Linked DNA regions of Homo sapiens: region 2 is linked to region 1. A link is an interaction called in ENCODE POLR2A ChIA-PET data of the cell type or tissue named here. Cell type or tissue: PC-9. All regions are shown on one strand.

What was found. Peaks named below come from ENCODE experiments on the same cell type or tissue, not always from the same donor. Only the 100,000 strongest peaks of a DNase experiment are listed, where the experiment ranks them.
Region 2: POLR2A ChIA-PET joins it to region 1 with 13 read pairs; 1 of 35 experiments calls an interaction of 5 or more read pairs at or near these places.

The regions. Positions count from the first base shown.
Region 1 is chr22:45,246,919-45,250,918 of GRCh38, reverse strand. No RefSeq gene overlaps it. Among named protein-coding and RNA genes, the nearest start is that of KIAA0930, 8.0 kb to the right of the region's middle. RefSeq lists an enhancer at 1,238-1,287. In PC-9, no CTCF peak of the experiment used is centred here; no DNase peak of the experiment used is centred here; H3K27ac peaks cover 204 bases.
Region 2 is chr22:45,602,160-45,606,159 of GRCh38, reverse strand. It overlaps LINC01589 (long intergenic non-protein coding RNA 1589), which reads left to right and starts at 513. Exons shown (of 2, transcript NR_131244.1): 1 at 513-759; 2 at 1,402-1,728. In PC-9, no CTCF peak of the experiment used is centred here; DNase peaks (open chromatin) are centred at 719, 1,729 and 3,259; H3K27ac peaks cover 2,417 bases.

The DNA.
Region 1 (4,000 bases):
GACACTGTCTCAAAAACAAAAACAAGGCCGGGTGCGGTGGCTCACGCCTGTAATCCCAGCACTTTGGGAGGTGGGTGGGTCAGGAGATTGAGACCATCCTGGCTAACACGGTGAAACCCCATCTGTACTAAAAATACAAAAAATTAGCCGGGCGTGGTGGCACGCGCCTGTAGTCCCAGCTACTTGGGAGGCTGAGGCAGGAGAATCGCTTGAACCTGGGAGGCAGAGGTTGCAGTGAGCCAAGATTGCGCCACTGCACTCCAGCCTGGGCGACAGAGCGAGACGCCGTCTCTAACAAAAACAAAACCCAAAAATACCCAGTACAATCCTGCAGTTAATTTAGGGGGATTAAAGGGGGATTAAAGAGACCTCGGCATACCACTGAGTGTTATTAAGAAGTGCTGTCTTTTCCCTTCTCTGGAGACGCTATCCCTCCAAGTGAGCAATGAGTTGTTAATTTTTCTTCTTTCTTTCTTTTTTTTTTTTAAGATGGAGTTTCACTCTTGTTGCCCAGGTTGGAGTGCAATGGCGCCATCTTGGCTCACTGCAACCTCTGCCTTCCAGGTTCAGGTGATTCCCATGCTTCAGCCTCCCAAGTAGCTGCGATTACAAGCGCCCACCACCATGCCTGGATAATTTTTGTATTTTTAGTAGTGACAGGGTTTCACCATGTTGGCCAGGCTGGTCTTGAACTCCTGACCTCAGGTGATCCACTCCCCCTCAGCCTCCCAAAGAGCTGGGATTACAGGCGTGAGTCACTGCACCTGGCCTAATTTTCTTCTTTCATCAATAGTTACCTTCCACGTGTGGGCCCCACCATCCATGTGGGCTGGAGGACAGAGCCATTTCCAGGCATTTGTTGGCCTGAGTCACTCTAGCTTTCAGAGGCTCAGCCTATATCATCTGCAACATGAATGCACCCTTATCAAAATGTTTCCCCTGAAAAATTCTGAAAAGATTTCAGGCCAGGCACAGCGGCTCATGCCTGTAATCCCAGCACTTTGGGAGGCCAAGGCGGGTGGATCACAAGGTCAGGAGATCGAGACCATCCTGACTAACACAGTGAAACCCAGTCTCTACTAAAAATACAAAAAAAAAAAAAAAAAAAAAATACCCGGGTGTGTTGGCGGGCGCCTGTAATCTACTAGGGAGGCTGAGGAAGGAGAATGGCGTGAACCTGGGAGGCGGAGCTTGCAGTGAGCTGAGATAGCGCCACTGCACTCCAGCCTGGGTGACAGAGTGAGACTCCGTCTCAAAAAAAAAAAAAAAATCTGAAAAGATTTCTATAATTTTGCCTTTGAATTTTCTTGGCTACGTGACTCTGCCTTTGCTAATCTTGGAGAAGGTACATAACCTCTGTATGCCTCGGTTTCCTCATGCATAAAACAGGAATAATGATGGCTCTTAAGTCATAGAATTCAGTGTGTTGACATATGTAAATTCATAACACCACGCCCAGCAGAGGTAAGTCCTGAATACACGTTTGCCAAATAAACTAAAATACCAGTAACTTTCAGTTTCTGATTTCTCGTCGACCATCTGGAACTCTCAGAATTCTTGCTACGTGAGAAAATCTAACCCACAAAGAGTTTTCAAATGTAGTAAAACTTTTATAAATACCAAATCGAAAAGATGACATAATCTTCCATCTTGTAGGTATTTAATGAAATGTCTATTAATTTTAATTTTGCCATTTTATTTTTGCATTTTACAGTAGTACACAATGTTAATTATTAACACAGTGTTCATCGCCCCTCAAAATTCTGTGAGCTCCAGCCCTGTGAGCCTAACCAATAACCTAGCATCAGCAGGGGCAGAGGTCACACAGATGCCTCCAAGGGGGCTGATTCTGAGATGACCAAATGGAGGCAATGACCAGACCTATTGCCCAGTCCCACCTGGCTCTGCTCACCAAAGCTTTGGGGGTGGGGAGATGCCAGGGAGCTGTGCTAGCAGAAGTCAAAAGGTTCTGTCCAGAGACAGGTAGGTCAGGTTCACCTGGATCACAGCCATGACCAGGCAGGAGGCAGAGGGTGCCAAGGCTGTGTGTTCATGGACAAGGGGAACATCTTCTGAACTGGAGCCTCAGGGGGCAGGAAAAGGGGAGCAGGCTCTCCAGCTCTCCCTGCCCTGGCCCACCCTACCTGTTCTCCCATGATGTTGGGGCTGGAAAGGCCCAAGGGGATATCTAGTTTAGCCTCCTTCTCATTGACAGATGGAGCAGGGCGCTGGAGCAGAAGGGATCTGCCTGTTTCAGGCTGCGCTGGTTTCAGGTGCCCCTGCCCTGGAGCACCCTGCATCTCCACTCCACTTCCCAGCAATGAAGCTGTCCTGTGTTGCATGACATAGGTTTTCTTCCTTCAAAACAGCATTCCAGGGCTGCGCGCGGTGGCTCATGCCTATAATTAATCCCAGCACTTTGGGAGACGGAGGTGGGTGGATCACTTGAGGTCAGGAGTTCGATACCAGCCTGGCCAACATGGTGAAACCCCGTCTCTACTAAAAACACACACAAATTAGCCGAGTGTGGTGGCACACGTCTGTAATCCCAGCTACTTGGGAGGCTGAGGCAGGAGAATCACTTGAACCTGGGAGGCGGAGGTTGCAGTAAGCCGAGATTGCGCCATTGCCCTCCAGCCTCAGTGACAAGAGCAAAACTCCATCTCGAAAACAAAACAAAACAAAAGAAAAAACACAGCATTCCAGGGCTGGGTGTCTGTAATCAATCCTAGCACTTTGGGAGATGGAGGTGGACAGATCACTTGAGGTCAGGAGTTCGAGACCAGCCTGGGTAACATGGCAGAACCCCACATCTCTACAAAAATACAAAAAAATTAGCCAGGCATGGTGTCACATGCCTGTACTCCCAGCTACTTGGGAGACTGAGGCAGGGGGATAACCTGAGCTGGGGAGATGGAGGCTGTGGTGAGCTGTGATCATGCCACTGCGCTCCAGCCTGGGTGACACAGTGAGACCCTGTTTCAAAACAACAACAACAACTTAGCATTCCACACTCTGCTTTCCAGTGGACCTTCCCACCTTAAACCAGAAAAGGAATGAGTTAATACCAGAGTGTACACTGATATCTCTTCCTTCGTGGCTACAGGAGGATTGGAATCCTGGCTCAGTTCTGATTTGTTGTGTGATTTTTTTTTTTTTTTTTTGGTGGAGTTTCCCTCTGTCGCCCATTTAAAGTGCAGTGGTGTGATCTTGGCTCACTGCAACCTCTGCCTCCTGGGTTCAAGTGTTTCTCCTGCCTCAGCCTCCTGAGCAACCGGGATTACAGGCGTGCGCCACCACACCCAGCTAATTTTTGTATTTCTAGTAGAGACAGAGTTTTGTTTCTTTTCTTTTTCTTTCTTTTTTTTTTTTTTGAGATGGAGTCTTGCTGTGTTGCCCAGGCTGGTGCAATGGCGTGATCTCGGCTCACTGCAACCTCCACCTCCTGGGTTCCAGTGATTCTCCTCCCTCAGCCTCCCAAGTAGCTAGGATTACAGGTGCCCACTACCACGTTGGACTAATTTTTTTGTATTTTTAGTAGAGACGGGGTTCCGTCATGTTGGCCAGGCTGGTCTTGAACCCCTGACCTCAGGTGATCCACCCACCTCAGCCTCCTAAAGTGCTGGGATTACAGGCATGAGCCACCGTGCCCAGCCCAGAGACGGGGTTTCACCATGTTGGCCAGGCTGGTCTTGAATTCCTGACCTCAGGTGATCTGCCTGCCTCAGACTCCCAAAGTGCAGGAATTATGGGCATGTGCCACCACGCCCGGCCCGCCGTGTGATTTTGAGCATGACTCAACCTCTCTGGGTTTTGCTTGCCCCCGCTAACATATGAAGAAAAAACACTGGCTGCCTCTTCCGGGGCTCAGGGGTTCTAGTTGTCCACATCCATGAAGCTCCGGGCATACGGCAGGGCCTCAGGAAATATTAGTATGTCTCTCCCCACCCCCAATCCCATCAGGTGCTTCCTCTTTCAAAGTGTCTTCTGAATCCTTTAT
Region 2 (4,000 bases), 360 kb before region 1:
TGGGGGGTGCCTGTAATCCACACTACACAGGAGGCTGAGGCAGAGAGAATGGTTTGAACCCCCGGGAGGCAGAGACTGCAGTGAGCTGAGATCACGCCACTGCACTCCAGCCTGGGCGACAGAGCGAGACCCTGTCTCAAAAAAAAAAAAAAAAAAAAGAAGCAGCAGCAGCAGCAAATTTCCAGGAAGAAGCAGGCTATGGAGATCAGGGCAGGCAAAGGACAGAATTAGGTTAGTGCATCAACTGGGTCCAACCAGGAAGACACATGTGTTTATCTCCTGCAGCACCAAAAACCACCCAGAAGACAGCTCAGTGGACCCTAGCAGTGGATTCTACATGTCTGCAGAAAATGAGCAGAAAACAAGCCAGAGTTACAGCTATCTGCAGAGAGACTACATCCAGGAGGTCTGAAGACTGAAAGTAATCACTGCAGTCTGACTTCTACCACTGACACCCTTCCCATACATAATTTAAATGTGTAATTATAATACCATTGCTTAGTTAACGGACACCAATTCGTGCAGGAGCTGCCACAAACAGTAATAAACCAGCTGTGTTAGAAATGGATCACTTATCAGTGCGTGCCCAAGCCTCCTAATGCCTCATGATGTTTAATAATTAAATTGTGACACCTTGAACCCGCAGCTGACACCATGAATCACAGTGGAATTCTCCAAATGGAATGCAGCCACACCTCAGCTTCTGTGCTGCGTGCTGCCACTGAGGACATTCGATACCATTGAAGCCGTCAGATAGAGGTGGGTTATTTCCCTGTGCCCTGCACCTCCCTTCTGGCAAGTCCCTGGGAAGCAGTGGCCACAGATGAGCTGCTGCTCTCTTAAAGACTGAGATCAGGCCGGGCGCGGTGGCTCATGCCTGTAATCCCAGCACTTTGGGAGGCTGAGGCAGGCAGATCACCTGAGGTTGGGAGTTCGAGACCAGCCTGGCCAACATGACGAAACCCTGTCTCTACTAAAAAATACAAAAAATATTAGCTGGGTGTGGTGGTACGCGCTTGTAATCCCAGCTACTTGGGAGGCTGAGGCACAAGAGTTTCTTGAACCCAGGAGGCAGAGGTTATATGGAGTCTCGCTCTGTCACCCAGGCTGGAGTGCAGTGGCTCAATCTCGGCTCACTGCAACCTCATTTCAGGAGATGAGACCGGCATCCTTGTGGGAGAAGATGGCCCTGAGCTGGGCATGGCAGAAGGGCTGCGGAGTGTGTGTGTGTGTGTGTGTGGTGTGTGTGTGTGTGCACACATGCGCACATGTGTGTGTGAGAGAATGTGTGTGTGTTGGAGATGATTACCGAAGCCTTCCTGGCACATAGTAGGTCTTTTTTCCCACAAAGAGTAATGTGATTATTGGTAGTAATGGTGACTGTCACCGTGCTTCTCACAGGCCGTATTTCAAAAGGTCTACGGTGGCTCCGTTTCTTCTCTGAGACTTCAAAAGTCCTTCAAGAGTGAGTTCCCGTCTCATTCTATGTCCAGGATGAAGACGGATGGCCTCTTGGCACCCATCTCTTTGGCATGAACGATGTGGGGAAACGTGAATGGAAATGGGGAACTGTTGCTGGCACCCAGAAGTCATCCGGTCCGGATGAAGCCAAGTCACAAGGAAGTGCCTCCAATTATTCTTCATAAATTCCTCTGAGGTTTCACTTCTTGTCCACACAAGACTTTAATAAAATGTGGCATCTAACTGAATAAAGACTATCCTTTCGGGTGTGTGTGTCATGACAGTACTATTTATGGAGGACCTCCTGTGTAGCAGTTCTTGCACTGTTTTACGTAATCATCCCCTTTCATCCTAACAATCACTCCTGTGAAGTATGTGTCCTTATTTTCATTTCGTTGTAGAGAAAACCAAGGCTCTGAGACATTAAGCAATGTGCCCAAGGACACACAGCTAGTAAGTGGCTGGATTTGAGCGCAAGCCTACAAGAAACTGTAAGTTTCTTATTTGTATTTATTAATTCATCATATTGTCATTTCTTCAAAATGCAACTGAATCTCATAAAATGTCAGTGGCAGAATCTAGGTGGAAGGTGCCCTGGTATTCACTGTAAAATTCCTTCAACTCGGCTGTATATTTGAAAATTTTCATGTTACAATATTAGGAAAAAAACCCTTGATTTCCAGGTGTTTTTTCACCTGGACAAACTTGAGAACTTTGGAAAAGCTGGCTTACCTCCTCGAATTCTAGTTGGCTGGCTTGGCTGGGTTGGCTGGGTGGGCCCTGGCACCCTCCACTCAATGCCCACCTGCATGTTAAAACGGGTCCTGCTAGGACCCTGGGCAGCCCAGGCACTTCTGACACATGCCACAGACTTCCTCTGTACAGTAGAATAGATGTCCCTTAGGAATAAAAAAAAAAAACAGGCAGCTTTCTGGTCGAATACCACTCTATGACACCTTCTGGGACCTTCCCTCCAAGTTTCTTCTACCAGATCAACAAGAAGGATTCAACTTGGTGTCTCTGTGTGTTTTGCTGTCTCATGCTGCTTATAAACTGCTTTGCCTTTAGCAATGTCCCTCAGTTATCTTGTTCTAAGGCTACAATTAAGAAGGAATCACTGTTGTGGAGGAACTCAGAGGCACCTCCAGCTCCCATTAGCTGGTCCCTTAATGCCGCTGATGCGAGGCTCTGACAGTAATTACTTTGCAAGTATAATGAGATACTTATGGGTCCATCAGGTGCCCAACCCATAGCATGATATGAAATATGAAGAGTTAAGCTGGTGGGTAATTTACACAACTGTCTACCAAGTCTCTCCAGGATGATTAAGAAAAGGAAATGCCGGATTGAAAAGATGCCAAGCTTCCAGAGCGCGTTCATGTGGCTCGATTGACAGTGGCAACCATTATCGTCATCACCGTCATCGCTGCTTTTAACGGTTAATGATAATAAGCCGTCACACACGGATGCAGCACTTTGCAATGCACAAAGCCCTCTTGCACTCATGCTCTCCAGCGCTCCTCACTGCCATCTGGGAATCTCCACTTTGCAGATGTGGAAACTGAAGCTCGGACGATGGCAGTGACTCGCCCTGCTAGCCCTGCCGAGAGAGGTCTGCCTTTGCCTCCCTGATTCTGAATCAGATAGGGTCAGGACTCCCTCTATTCCCCTGGGCTCCTCAACCTGGCGCCCTCACCGCTTACTTGCGGGCCCCTCCTGCCCTCTTCTGCTCCAGACGGCAGGCTCTCTGAGGCAGGACTCTGATTGGACAGCTTGGATCATGTGCTCATTCAAAAGCCAATCAGCAGCAGGGGGCTTGGCTCTGTATTCACTCTTCCCATGTTAGCTGCCCTTTTTTTTTTTTTTTTTTTTTTTTTTTTTGAGACACAGTCTCATTCCTCTGCCCCGGCTGGAGTGGATCTCAGCTCAATGCAACCTCCACCTCCTGGGTTCATGTGATTCTCCTGCCTCAGCATCTCGAATAGCTGGGAATACAGGCACCCGCTACCATGCCCAGCTAATTTTTGTATTTTTAATAGAGACGAGGTTTCACCATGTTGGCCAGGCTGGTCTGGAACGCCTGACCTCAAGTGATCTACCTGCCTTGGCCTGCCAAAGTTCTGGGATTACAGGTGTGAGGCACTGCACCTGGCCTGCCCTAACTCCCGTTAGGAATATGGGAAACTCTTTTCCCAAAGCAGCCTGCACCTCGGTCTTCCCACCCCACCCTACTGAAGAAGGCTCCCAGAAACCAGCTTTGCTGAGCCCAGAACGGCCTGGCTCTGGCAGATTTGCCCCCAGGCTGCAAGTGGGCGGCAGCACTCCCCCTACATGTCCCTTTCTATTTCCTGCCCCTCCCCCTGAGTCTTCCTTTCATTCTTGCAGCCAGCTCCCAGCCCTGCTTCCCTGCCAGGACCCCAATTCCCTAACTCCCTGGCATCAAGACCTGCATGGATGTCCCCTGCACTTGTTTTGTCCCCGGATGTGGCTCCTTGGACTGTCCAGCCCCACACCTGGCCTCTTGTTTCCCACCAGCTAC